Linked DNA regions of Homo sapiens: regions 2 and 3 are each linked to region 1. Evidence: chromatin contacts called from ENCODE Hi-C data. All regions are on one chromosome and are shown on one strand. Each heading gives the region's core, a stretch centred on a gene start or an enhancer-like site at or near the end of the contact. The rest is flanking DNA. Distances are from core to core; before and after follow the strand shown.

Evidence for each region. Hi-C counts contacts between places; a loop is a spot of excess contacts on that map. Pooled maps may share reads with other maps.
Region 2: a map of CD8-positive, alpha-beta T cell shows a loop between it and region 1 (12-fold over the local background). The contact joins the promoter of ING2-DT here to the promoter of SPATA4 in region 1. A Hi-C loop is called at or near these places in 3 of 168 maps with a recorded cell type or tissue (CD4-positive, alpha-beta memory T cell, CD8-positive, alpha-beta T cell and naive thymus-derived CD4-positive, alpha-beta T cell) and 8 of 50 pooled maps.
Region 3: a pooled map shows a loop between it and region 1 (11-fold over the local background). The contact joins the promoter of TRAPPC11 here to the promoter of SPATA4 in region 1. A Hi-C loop is called at or near these places in 5 of 50 pooled maps.

Annotation. Positions count from the first base shown.
Region 1 is chr4:176,193,948-176,198,420 of GRCh38, forward strand. SPATA4 (spermatogenesis associated 4) reads right to left here and starts at 1,638. Exons shown (of 6, transcript NM_144644.4): 1 at 1,398-1,638. The coding sequence starts at 1,615.
Region 2 is chr4:183,501,537-183,505,849 of GRCh38, forward strand. ING2-DT (ING2 divergent transcript) reads right to left here and starts at 2,979. Exons shown (of 3, transcript NR_033995.2): 1 at 2,640-2,979. ING2 (inhibitor of growth family member 2) reads left to right here and starts at 3,522. Exons shown (of 2, transcript NM_001564.4): 1 at 3,522-3,831. The coding sequence starts at 3,660. RefSeq lists silencers at 2,604-3,643, 3,864-4,313.
Region 3 is chr4:183,657,250-183,661,817 of GRCh38, forward strand. TRAPPC11 (trafficking protein particle complex subunit 11) reads left to right here and starts at 2,044. Exons shown (of 30, transcript NM_021942.6): 1 at 2,044-2,198. It overlaps RWDD4 (RWD domain containing 4), which reads right to left and starts at 1,936. Exons shown (of 8, transcript NM_152682.4): 1 at 1,680-1,936. The coding sequence starts at 1,703. RefSeq lists enhancers at 1,143-1,931, 1,846-1,975, 1,932-2,719 and silencers at 1,451-1,671, 1,486-1,695, 2,066-2,355.

The DNA.
Region 1 (4,473 bases), core at 388-2,887:
CTTGGGTCAATCACAGTCGGAAAATATTAAATGGAAAATTCAAGAAATAATTTGTAACTTTTAAATTGTACTCTGTTCTGGGCAGTCTGATGAAACCTCCCTGCCTGCTCTGTGTTGCCTAGGATGTGAGTCCTCCCTTTGTCCAGAGTCTCCACGTTGTAGACATCAGTCACCTTTTAGTCATCAGATCAACTGTACAGTGTGGTGCGCTTGTGTGCAAAGTGCAAGAGCAGTGATGCTGGTGATTCAGATATGCCAGAGAGAAACCATAAAATTATTCCTTTAGGTGAAAAGATGAAAGTTCTTGACTTAATAGAAAGTTGTAAGAATGGTTACAATGGTAGGAATGAATCATATTCCTGAAATATGAAGAAAAAGAAATTCTTGATAGTTTCGGCATCACACCTCAAACTGAAAAACTTTCAGCCACAGTGTGTGATAAGTGCTTAGTTAAGATTTTTAAAAAGGCATTAAATTTGTGGATGGAAGACATAAACAGAAATGTGTTCTGACAGAGGGTTCTGTAGTATCCACAGTTGCCATCCACTGGGGATCTTGGAACCTATGCCTCTCTGATAAGGAGAGACTACTTTAAACCAGAGTTCTGCAAAAGATTCATTGCCTTTTTATAGAATTTAGTTTGCATTCCCAGAGCAAATATTAGCTGCCAGTTACATACAAAGTGCCTACAATTAAGCAGCAACTTTAAAAACTTGTTGGTAACTCTCAAACTAGATGCCATCTCCGACAAAGGGTAAACTGATCCTTACCAGTATTTTTTTTTTTTTTTTTTTTTTTTTTTTTTGAGACAGAGTCTTACCCTGCCACCTAGGCTGGAGTGCAGCGGCATAATCTCGACTCACAGCAACCTCCGCCTCCCGGGTTCAAGCATTCTCCTGCCTGCAGCCTCCCCAGTAGCTGGGATTACAGGCACCCGCCACCACACTGGGCTAATTTTTTGTATTTTTTAGTAGAGACGGGGTTTCACCGTGTTGGTCAGGCTGTTACTCAACTCCTGACCTCAGGTGATCCGCCTGCCTCGGCTCCCAAAATGCTGGGATTACAGGCATGAGCAACTGTGCCCGGCCGTCCTTACCAGTATTAATGCCCAATATCACTAAAGAAAAAGCTTTGACTATTTTAATATTTTTGTAGTCACCAAAGCATTCTATATTGTCCACAATTTAATGATTGGTTGATTAATTGAATAAACAAGATGTATCGTGGTATTTTGTTAAAGCCTTGTTCCCTAATAGTGTTTTCGTGTGTGTACGTGGGTGGGGGGGTCTTGATTTGAAACATAAGCCAGGCCAGGGTAGGCAATCTGAGGCCTGGCAGGCGGCGGAAAGCAGGCGGGGCGCCCACCGGGGGGGCCTAGGACTGGCTTACTCAAGCACCTGTTGATGTTCCTGGGGAAGAAGCTGAGATCCAGACCCTGAAGCCAACGCAGAACGGAACGAGACAAGCGGGAGCTCTTCGGCGCATGCGGATAGACCAGACACTTCTTAGGCCTCCCTCGGATGGGAGCTGCTAGCTGTGGCGAAAGTGACGGTGACTTGTCTAGGGCTGCCGCAGTCTGTGTCAAATACCCTTTTTCCTGGCCGGCGGCAGCCATGACGCTTTCTGGGTTGCTGCGGCAACAGCAGAAGGCGGGGCTGGGCCTTATTGCTGGCGGCGCGGTCTCGTGGGGCGGGGCGGAGTCTTATGGGGCGAGACCTCAGCGCCTGCGCAAGCGCCGCAGCAGCCGCCCGTACTTCCGCTTTACTCAGATTTTGGACCGCGGGGCCGGGTATCGAGGGAGGCAAAGCTGGGGTCCCAGTGGTGTGGCTGCGGTCTGGGGAGCGCTTTCAGTCTCAGATTTAGTTGGCCTCACTGTTAACCTATTTAGAGCTTTTTTTTTCTTATGTCATCGTTCATAAGTTTTGTATTTTAAATATTGTTGGTTTCTGCCCAGCCAAAGGCCTATTTTCAGTCGTCTAGTTTGAGGAGTGGTGTGAGAAGACTCCAGAGGCCAAGGACAGTTTTTGTTTGGGAATTGGAAGAGATGGGGGAAAAAAATCTTTGAAATGGAAATGAATGTCCACAAAATTTAACATAACTATTTCCTTAATTATTGCATTAAGTATTTGTAAACATTAATATTTGAAAACGATGTGTAGGTTAGATTTTCACACTTAATTAAAATCTCCTAGTAGGCATAATTCCTTCATTAATTCAACAAATATGTATTGAGTCCATATTATGTGCCACGCATTCATCTAGTCACTTGGGATCTATCTGAACACAATGAAAACAACTGCAAAGTTGGCATAGGCAATTATAAATATGTAAGCTTAATTATTAAAATCCATTAAAAATTTTTACAGCCACAGTTTTTTGTTTTTTGTTTTTTGTTTTTTGTTTTTTTTTGCTTGGCAGGGCACAGTGGGTCATGCCTGTAATCCCAGCACTTTGGGTGGTGGAGGCGGGAGGATCGTTTGAGCTCAGGAGTTCAAGACCAGCCTGGGCAACACAAGGTGGAGAGACTTTCGCTACAAAACAAACAAACAAACAAAATAGCTGGGTGTGGTGGTGCACACCTGTACTCTCAAGTACTCCAGATGCTGAGGTGGGAGGATTGCTTGAGCTCAGGAACTTGAGGCTGCAGAGAGCCAGGTGACAGGCCCTGTGGATACATACACATGGTAAAATATGGGATAGATCTTGATAATGATACTATGTAATATTTTTAATGTTTATTCATATACATGCTTATTAATAAAGTAAACCAGTGTATTCTGTATGTGGTTAAAAAAGAAAACCAAAACTGAAGCTATGTAAGTGTTTTCTGTTAGGCTAAAAAAGTTTTAATGAATGATTCATTCATTCTGTAAACCTTTTCTGAGGAACTATCCTGGAGTATGTGCTAGATCTTTACCATCCAATATGGTAGCCACTAGCCACATGTGGCTATTTAAACTTAAATTTAAATAAACTCAGTTCCACTGGCTACATTTTACCTGCTCAATAGCCATATGTAGCTAGTGGCTGCCATGTTGGGTAGGACAGACACAGCACTGTTCCATCACTACAGGAATTTCGATTGGACAGCTCTGTGCGGCAGATCATTTATAAGAGATTCAGAGATAGAAATATCAGTGAAAAGATTACATACACTGAAAAGCTCTGCCATGGTAAAAATATGTTAGCACCAGAAAGGAAGCAAATACTTTGGCCTGGGAGAGTGTAAGAAGTCCTCTCAAAAGAGATGACCATTAATTTGGATCTTAGAAGGTGGTATTTTAAGCTGATTTTTAAGATGAAAGCTTTGAATAGCCATTTCTACTGTGAAAGGAAATTAAATCTTGGGACCCCCCCCACCTCCCCCAAATCACTAAGCTAAAGGGAAAAGTCAAAGTGGGAACTGCTTAGGGCAAACCTGCCTCCTATTCTATTCAAAGTCACCGCTTAGCTCACTGAGCTAAATGCATACCTGATTGCCTACTCTGGAAAGGCTCATCAGAAACTCAACAGAATGCAACCATTTGTCTCCCATCTACCTATGACCTGGAAGCCCCCTCCCTGCTTGAGTTGTCCTGCCTTTGCTTCTAGTTGTCCCACCTTTTCCAGACCAAATCAATGTTCATCTTCCACATGTCGACTGAAGTCTCATGTCTCCCTAAAATGTATAAAACCAAACTGCCCTGACCACCTTGGGCACATGTCAGGACCTCCTAAGGCTGTGTCACGGGTGCTCATCCTCAACCTTGGCAAAATAAACTTTCTAAATTAACTGAGACCTGTCTCAGAGTTTCTGGGTTCACACTACCTTTTATTAGCTATATGACTTTGGGCAAGTTATTTAACATTTGTATTTGTAAAATATGGAAATAAATAGGATACACCACAGAGCTGTAGAGATTAAATAAGTGAAATCTATAAAGAGCCTAAAACAATGTGCAGCACGTAGTGCTCAGTAAGCATAGATGATTGCTTCAAAGGTGATCTTGGAAATTTATTTGGATGATGAAGGGGCAATCTCACACAGAGTGACTAATGGGAGCAATTGCATAGAAATATGAGGGGTTTTTTAAATGAGTTTTAGGAAAGAACAGAACCCATTAGGGTTAGAGAAAGTGTTTAGGCATTATCAACCAAAGAGACATTGTCAACCAAAGGTTTAGATGATAATGGCTAGAGAGGTAGGTTAGATCTATAGGTTAGGGTTTATTTGTTTTTGTTTTTGAGACAGAGTCATGCTGTTGCGCAGGCTGGAGTGCGGTGGCGTGCTCAGGGCTCACTGCAGCCTTGACCTCCTGGACTCAAGTGAACCTCCCACCCCAGCCTCTCATCTCAGCCTCCCAAGTAGCTGGGACTACAGGTGCAAACCACAATGATTGGTCAGTTTTTAAATTTTTTATAAAGACGGGTCTTGAACTTGTGGGCTTGAGGAATCAATCCTCCAGCCTTGGCCTTCCAAAGTGCAGCAATTAC
Region 2 (4,313 bases), core at 1,729-4,228, 7.3 Mb after region 1:
AATTAACTGCCTCTTACTGGTTTGGAAAAGACCTCAGTAACCAAATAAAATGCATGGGATTTGCTGGATCCTGTTAAACCAAATGTGAAAGATTTACTGAGACAATAGGAAAATTTGAATTGTGTAGTTATTAAATGATAGTAAGAAAATTTGGGGAGGCAGAATACATGGTATTACGGATATGCTTAAAAAACTGTTATCTTGGCCAGGCATGGTGGCTCACGTCTGTAATCCCAGCACTTTGGCAGGCCAAGGCGGGCGGATCTCTGGAGGTCAGGAGTTCCACACCAGCTTTAACCAACATGGTGAAACCCCCTCTCTACTAAAAATACAAAAATTAGCTGGGCATGGTGACACATACCTGTAATCTCAGCTACTTGGGAGGCTGAAGCAGGAGAATCGCTTGAACCTGGGAGGCGGAGGTTGCAAAGAGCCAAGATCGCCCCATTGCACTCCAGCCTGGGCGACAAAAGCAAGTCTCAGTCTCAAAAACAAACAAACAAAAAACAACTATTATATTTTACCTATTCATATTATTCATATTTAAAGTATTTACAGATAAAATGATAAAAATCCAGCAAGAGTGAGGGAATGTGAAGGGCTATAGATTAAATAATCTTAGCCATATGTTGCTAAATGTTGAAGCTGGGTAGACGGTATATAAGGATTTATTGTAGTATTACTTTTGCCTTTGAAAATTTCCATAAAAGTTTAAAAATATTAAAAAGTAGAAAAAAGAAAAGGATTTCATTTATTTGATCTGACTCAAACAGAAGCTGAATTTTCTCAGCAGGCATCTTTAGGAATCTTTCACCATTACTTGCCAGTTTGTTTTCAACCAGTTTGAAGTTGTTGCTCTCCCCAAGAGACAGGTACGGAGGCGTACACATTTCCTGCCAGGGACCTCTTAAAGTCAGACTTAGAAATTCAAGGTAATCCCAGACTAATTTGGGGAGATCAGTTACTTATCTTTTTTTTAGGGTTGCTTTATGGTAGATAATACACTGTAGAGCAAATAAAATGCCTTTTTGCTTTATTCACAGGATTAAATACCATAAATTAATTTCTAGTTGCTGAGAACGGGAGATTTTAAATTTTGCATTTAGAAGACAAGAAATTCAATCTGAAGAGGCCCCATATTTCCAGTTAAGTGACCACTCAGAAGGGAAGGACAGCGCTCAATAACCAAGGTCAAGAGTTGGGTTTAGGGTTTGTGGCGATTTTTTTTGGGGGTGGCAAGAATAAGCCGTAGATTAATCTCTTAAAATAAATATAGCAAGAAAAGCATGCCTAAAATAATTCATACATATACATATATTATCATATTACAGTGTTTTACAGTTTTAGATCAGTACCAGCTAAAATATTCTTTGGATTGTTTTTGCTTTTTTACCAGCCTGTTCAACAGAATTATAAAAGGTGACAATAATGCTATAAATGTCTCCTATCCCATGCTCATCCCTCCTCTCATCTTGCTCTGTTTCTGGAGTACTCTAGGTATTCTGCATCTTTGCCTTTTTCCCCTTCTAGTTTCTAAACACATTTCTTATCTACTTGCAGATCACTTATCAGACTGAATAAAATCCATAGGTACATTCGGTGTCTGACCTGTAACAAGGCACCCCACATTATTTTGCGCCTTTGATAAAGACCAGCTTATTCAAACTTGTGAGAAAACAAAAATAGCAGGGTTCAAGTAAAAACCAGTAAAATTCAGTTCTTCACAGTGGCGGTTTTTTGACAAGACCCGGCCGAAAGATTTCACGAACAGTAAAATCCCAGAATGTTCTCAGAAATACTATCCACTGTACTGTCTGGGTTGCTTAATACTGGCCCAAACCTCAGTGTCCTAGGATAATAACCCAAGACAATTTCCCAGTCCTTTGAAATAGTTGACGTCCCAAGATGTCAAATTGCCTGGAGTGCTTTATTTTGGTTTGAAATTTAAAATTTCCTCTAGATAAAGATCTAGATTTCTCTTTGCAAGTCAAAGGCTAGTTACTATTAACAGCTGTTTCAAAAGTGCTCTAAATAGGTCACCATTCAGGTGTACCAACGCTGCAAACTGGATCTAAGAAGATCCAAATTTGTCACCACTCACTCACATTTTAACTCAAAGGTAGTACTCACAATTGGCCTTGTTTACATAGGCATTCCATTAAAATTATCCATGCATTCATTCTATTTGCACCCATTTCTTTCAAAAATGTCCATCTGTAATTAAAATCAGCTCCTCTGCCTGACATCTCATTTACACTACACCGAAATTAAACCCCACTAGGAGATCACGTAGATTATGGGGCCGAGGGCCCGCCCGCTGACTAGGTTTTCACTCGCGTCTCCTCCATGCCCCAGGTCCCCTCCGATTGCAGTCCTGGGGCAGGACTGAGCAAAAAGTCCCGTAAAGCTGGCGTGTGCCCCACTCCGCCAGGAAGCCTCACCGACGTCCTGTGCTTAAATGTTCTGACACCCCCCAAAAGCAGTTGTTTTTAAAGGCTGTCTGTGGGACCAATGCGTTGTCAAACAGATGCCGTCCCGCATCCCCTCCCCCTAAATGACACAGAAGATTCCAGCGTAGGGGAAGGGCCACGAAACCCGCAGGGCACACGACGCCGGGGGCCGGAGGGAGCACCGCCTACCTCCCTGATCAAGCCCCGCGGTGCCGGGCGAGCCCGAGGGCCCGGCAGGAGGCGGGCGGCAGCCCCAGGCGAGCTCGGAGGCGGCGGGAACGCAGCCGCCGCGCATGCCGGGAGCCGCACGCCGCCCGCCGGGGCGCGCAGTCCCGCAGGCCTCGCTCCAGGTCGTCCGAAAAGGAACCGCCTGCTGCTCCTTTGCAGGCTCGCGAGGAGCCGCACTCGGACCGCCTGATGGGGAAAAAGCCGGTGTGGCCGGGCGGAGCGAGCCGAGCGGAGCTGGAGCTGCCCCTCCCAGCGGGGAGGACGGCACGAAGGACCGAGCCGCCTCCCCTCCCGGGTCCCATTCAGACGCGAGGCGCAGAGACTGGCTCCCCGGGCTTCCCCTTTAAGGGGGGCGGGGCGCGGCCTGCCGTTTGGCCGCCCCCCACACCCTCCCCCGCTAGCCCAGAGCCGGCAGACCAATCGCCCGGGCGGCGGAGCGAAGGCGGGAGAATGCGAACCCTCCGGTAGGCGGTAGGGGCGGGCCCCGGCCTTATTCGCAGGGAGCGCTGCGCAGGCGCAGAGGCGGCCGCGGGCGGAGGGGCGGGGGCAGGCTAGCGGGAGGCTCTCCGTGAGGCACGGAGGGTGACTGGGGACAGGCGGGCGGCGACGGGCTTGTCATGGGGATCCGGGCTGCGAGACGGCACTCGTAGCATCTGGGGACTCCGAGGGGGACAGGAAGTGTCAGCGCCCGGGACCCCGGCGCCGGCCCCGCCGAGGGGATCCCCACTGCTCCGGTCCTGGAGCGGGAGGGGAGAAAGGAGGGAGCCCCGGTTTCGCCCCGCCCCTGGGCTGGTGCTGCGGGGGCGGGGAGTGAGGGCTGCTCTGGGGGGAGTGGAGATCGGGGAGCGCGGCCGTGCCCTCTCGAGCGGCTGCGGGGTCCCCGCGGCGCCGGGCTGCTGAGCTGAGGGCCCGCGGCGGCCGCGGCCGGTGCATGTGCGGCTGCTGGATGCGGAGGCGGCGGCGACGGCGCGGATCGGCAGGATGTTAGGGCAGCAGCAGCAGCAACTGTACTCGTCGGCCGCGCTCCTGACCGGGGAGCGGAGCCGGCTGCTCACCTGCTACGTGCAGGACTACCTTGAGTGCGTGGAGTCGCTGCCCCACGACATGCAGAGGAACGTGTCTGTGCTGCGAGAGCTGGACAACAAATATCAAGGTAGGAGCCGCGGGGCTGCCGGCCTCGGGAGCCGGTGGCGGGGAGCCTGTCCGGGGGAGTGCCACCTTCCCTTTCTCCCGTGACAGTCTCCCCGAGCGCACCGAGGGTCTGCCGAGCGGGACTGGGAGGACTGGAGACCGGGTTGGCGGCCCTCCGTGGCCCCGCGGTGGGCGAGTACTTCTCTGGGGTCCCCAGAGTGGGGGTGGGGGCCGCTTGTCAGCCCCCGCTGCAGACCCAGCGGCTGCAGCTGCCGCTGAGGGGAATCAGCCATTTTAAGCAGCAAGCATTTGTTCAGGCGCTGGCCCGCCCCGTGCCGCAGACCCTGCGGCCCCGGCCCGGGACTGCAGCCGGGCAAGGGTCGGAGGGAGTGAGCGGCCGGGCTCCCGCTGGTCTGCGGGGCGCGCTTCCCCACCTCACTCGCCCCCACCCCGGAGTGCGGGTGCTTTGGAACGTGCGGGGGGAGGGGGCGAGAGGCCGCGGAG
Region 3 (4,568 bases), core at 794-3,293, 7.5 Mb after region 1:
ACAAAAAAAAACAAAATACAGAAATTCAAGCCGGATTCAAGAATAACTAAGATTAGATTGGAACAAAAACCTTACTCAAGATATAGTACTACTCCTTCTGTCCCTAATCCTTTCCCATATTTTAATTTATGACTTGGACAGGTACAAAAATAGGAGGCAAGTTTATTAAATTTGTGGATGACAATTTGTTGGGACAGTGAATAATGCTGATGGCTGAATAAGAATCCAAAAAGTCTTTGAAAAGCAAGCTAATGATGAAATTTAGCAGGGTAAGTAGAACTTGTATCAATACTCAGATACCTAAATGTAGAAGTTGAAGATGAAAGACAAATTGCTTTGTATAAAGCACTTAAAAGATTTCAGTTGACAGTAAATTTAACTAGACAAAACAGCAAGATGCCACAATTTTGAAACAGGACATTTAAAAAATTAAAATCTGTCCACAAACACGTGATTCCAGGATAGTGAAGAGATTAACAAAGAATGGATATATGAAGACAAGCTAAAAGGAACCACTTCCTCAGAGAAGGTCTGAGAAACTGGGCAGGAAACTATCTTCAAAGATCAGAACATCGGTCATCTGAAAGAAGAATGAAATTTTCTTGTTAAACTGGAGATTCCTGGGCCCACCACAGAAATTCTGATTCAGTAGGTCTGGGGTGGAGTGCACGCATCTGTTTTCTAGCAACCATCTAAATGGTTCTAAGGTAGGGGACTATGGTCCAACTCTGAGAAACATTACACTGTATGTTCTTTGCTTTGCAGGGAGAAGAAGCTATTAACGCATTCACTTAGAAATTCACCCGGCAAGAATATTTTAGAAGAGATTCAGATATCAACTAGCTAGCTTGTTGGACTTTGGGTCCTTTAAAGGTTAACTTCCAATCCAGAGATTCTATTACATTTATCATGTAAAAGTAGTAAGTTTCAAGCATTATACTTTAAATTAACAGTGAACTTATCTACCACCCAATAAGACCTGGTTTCTAGTCCCGATTCTACCACGTACTTACTGTGCAGCCCTGCGGCTATCATCGACCCACCTATCAAAGTTAGAAGGTTCCCCTACAGATGGCCCGTAGCACCCACCCCCCAACTCTAATATTATATGATTCAATGTCAAAATGGCATCTCACAAGGAAATATTTGAGCATAAACCATAAATTCAGGTGGTACATGAATGCTCAAAACAGACAGATGGGTAAAAGATTTCCCCAAACAATATGGACAGAAACTCAGATGCACCACCAGTGTCATTTTCTTCCATGAGAAATGTAACTAACTCAATTAGCCCTCTACTAGCCAAGAGATTTAAAGATGACCAGACTAAAATTTAAAGGTGATCAGCCTAACTCAGTAAACAGGCACTGAACACATGGGATTCAAGGAGAGCCAAGAGCACTGGATCGTGCACCAAGGACGCTCATCCCTGTTATTAAGTAACCAGGGGAGACTCCCGGATTTGCAAAAATGAAAAATGAGGGGGGAAGAGTGGCAGAGGCGGACTCCTGGCCATTCACGCGCGCTTGGGTGGGACGCCGGTGAACTCGGGGCACCCCGGCCGGCTCCGAGGGCACAGGGCACGTGCCGGGCAGGCTGTCCGGGCACCAGGTCTCACGGGGGCCCGGGGCTGCGCGCCGCGCCCGCGCTGGGAGAGGGCCCTGAGCCGGGGGGCTCACCTCCTGGTCCTCGTTGGCACTCATCGCGCCGGTCGCGGGGCGCCTCCTGAGCGGACGGCGTTCGCAACAACGAAGAGAAAGCGAAGGCAGCGGCCCAGAGGCCGGGCGTCCCCCTTTCGCGCCTCGGCTGTGGGGGCGGCACAGTCTTGGCACTGGCAGACGCCAACTGCGCGCGCCCCGAGCCTCGGCAGCGCCCAGCCGCCGGCAGTGGGCTGTGGGCTACGAGCCGGAGCCGCGGCTGGTGGGGCCTGGGAAGTGCAGCGTCTCCCTGACGCTTGGAGGAGCGGCGTAAAGTTCCGGGACAGCGATTGGTGTAGAGCGCGGTCACTCAGGCCCAGAAAGTGCTTCCTGTGCCGGGGGAGGTGGGTACAGGGAAGTCTCGCCTGTTGGAACTGGCTGTGGGGCTGCGGCGGTGGGGACGGGCCACGGCGTTCTGTGACATCCCCCCGCCTCCCCTCGTCTTCTCCCGGCTGGCGGCGACCGGCCTCAGCTGCAGCGGGCCCGGGGCGTGGGGCCTGGGTGAGTCCGGGCCCGGAGACCCGCGGGGCCAGGCGGGACCGCCGAGGAAGAGAGCTAGCTCTTAACAATGCTGGTTTGGGGGCCTGCGTTTTGCAATCCCATCGACGGGTGCAATCCTGGCACTTCTCTTTTAGACCCGAGGAAAGACGCACCCGTTTCTAGGGCCTCCCAGGTTTAAGACGGGGGAATAAGAGGAGGAAGATATCTGCCTTTAGGGACTGCAAGGTTATTTCTCTACCTTTCCTCACTGGAGCTACCAGAACAGATACTGGGACCATGGGGACGGTGTTTCTCCTACGTTGGATTGTTGCTTCTCATCTTTAACATCGAAACATCATTTCGTCCCCACACTGTCGTTCCTCTTTTGTTCGTTTTGTAGTTGAACATCTCTGAATCCCATTCTTAGCAGCCTTGTGTCCTAACACCCTGAACTTCCAGTTAGTTAAAAGAAAAAAAAAGTAACCACATTAGGTTTTGGGGTTTTTTTAGTTGCCAATTTGATTGGGTCACCTTTCTTATCTTTCACGCTAGTTTCCAGTTTACTTCCCTTGCATTACTTGATCTCCCATCCATTATTCACCTTCTATAGCTGCGCCTCCTTTCGTGTATAGTTTCGTTGGTTGCTCCATTGGATATCTGAAAATTTCTCCTTCCAGCCTGTCATTGAAATCCATTCGATCTGCGCCTGTGCGTTATCGGGGTTCTCATTCAAATTCCTTTGCTGCAGAATAAGCACGACCATTTCAGGTGACATAGGAGAATGTGGCAAGACTTTCTGATACAATTTTCGTGCAGCAATTTTGGGACACATTTCCCATAATTTAGATCTCTGCTGTCCAGTTCTGTAGCCAGTAGCTACATCAGGCATTTGAAATAGGCTAGTCTGAATTGAGATGTGCTGTGAGTGTGAAATACACACCAGATTTTGAAGACTCAGTACAAAAAAAGGTAAAATATGTCATTAATAACTTTTATATTATTGTCAGTATGATAATATTTTGGACATACTGTACTGCGTTAAATTGAATATTAAAATGAATTCCATCCACGTTTTACTTTTTAATATGACTGCTAGAAATTTTTAATTTATTTATGTGACTTGTATTTCTATTGGATGACAGTCATTTTTAGTTCCTCTTATTTCAACTCCATATTTAAAGACCACAGCTATGTCTTTTGGGCCTCTGGAGTTATTACAGGAAATGGCCTCTAGTCTAGACTCGTTCATATTAAGCAAAGGGGCCCGTATTGTATTTTGGTCACTTGTTTTTTGTTGTTGTTGTTGAGACGGAGTCTTGCTCTGTTGCCCAGGCTGGAGTGCAGTGGTGCGATCTCGGCTCACTGAAATCTCCGCCTCCCGGGTTCAAGCCATTCTCCTGCCTCAGCCTCCCGAGTAGCTGGGACTATAGGCACGCATCACCATGCCCGGCTAATTTTTGTATTTTTAGTAGAGACGGGGTTTCACCCTATTGGCCAGGCTGGTTTTGAACCGTTGACCTCGTGAATCGCCCGCCTTGGCCTCCCAAAGTGCTGGGATTACAGGCGTGAGCCGCTGTACCCAGCCTGGTCACCCCTTTTTAATTTTCATTCCTACATTACCCAGAACTAGACTGTTTCTTTCTCTGAACATGCAATCCTTTGCCCTCATAACTTAATCCTGTCCTAAAAATATTTAAACAATTCTAAAACAATCTGTTGTAGACATTTCTGGCAAGCTTTGCAAATCATTTATTGAATACCTGTTGTTCTTTCAGTATGTAAACATGAGAAGACTAATAGTCTTTCCTAAATTAACCTTTCAGTTGAAAATATTCCATGTTTTGGGGATTAGGTATTAGCCTAAGTGTGCCTCACTTTTCACAAAGATTGTGTTAGACTTCTCCATAATATACTGGTATACTGGTGTAGATTACCTTTTTTTTTTTTTTTTTTTTTTTTTGAGACGGAGTCTCCTCGCTCTGTCGCCCAGGCTGGAGTGCAGTGGCGCGATCTCCGCTCACTGCAAGCTCCGCCTCCCGGGTTCACGCCATTCTCCTGCCTCAGCCTCCCGAGTAGCTGGGACTACAGGCGCCCACCACCATACTCGGCTAATTTTTTGTGTTTTTAGTAGAGACGGGGTTTCACCATGTTAGCCAGGATGGTCTCGATCTCCTGACCTTGTGATCCGCCCGCCTCGGCCTCCCAAAGTGCTGGGATTACAGGCGTGAGCCACCGCGCCCGGCCAGATTACCTTTTAAAAGAGCCTCATGACACATTCTTTTTCAAATAAGATTATATTTAAAATGTAGTGATAATTTTGTTTGGAATAACTTTTTTTTTTTTTTTTTTTTTTGTGGCACAATCTTGCTCTGTCACCCAGGCTGGAGTGCA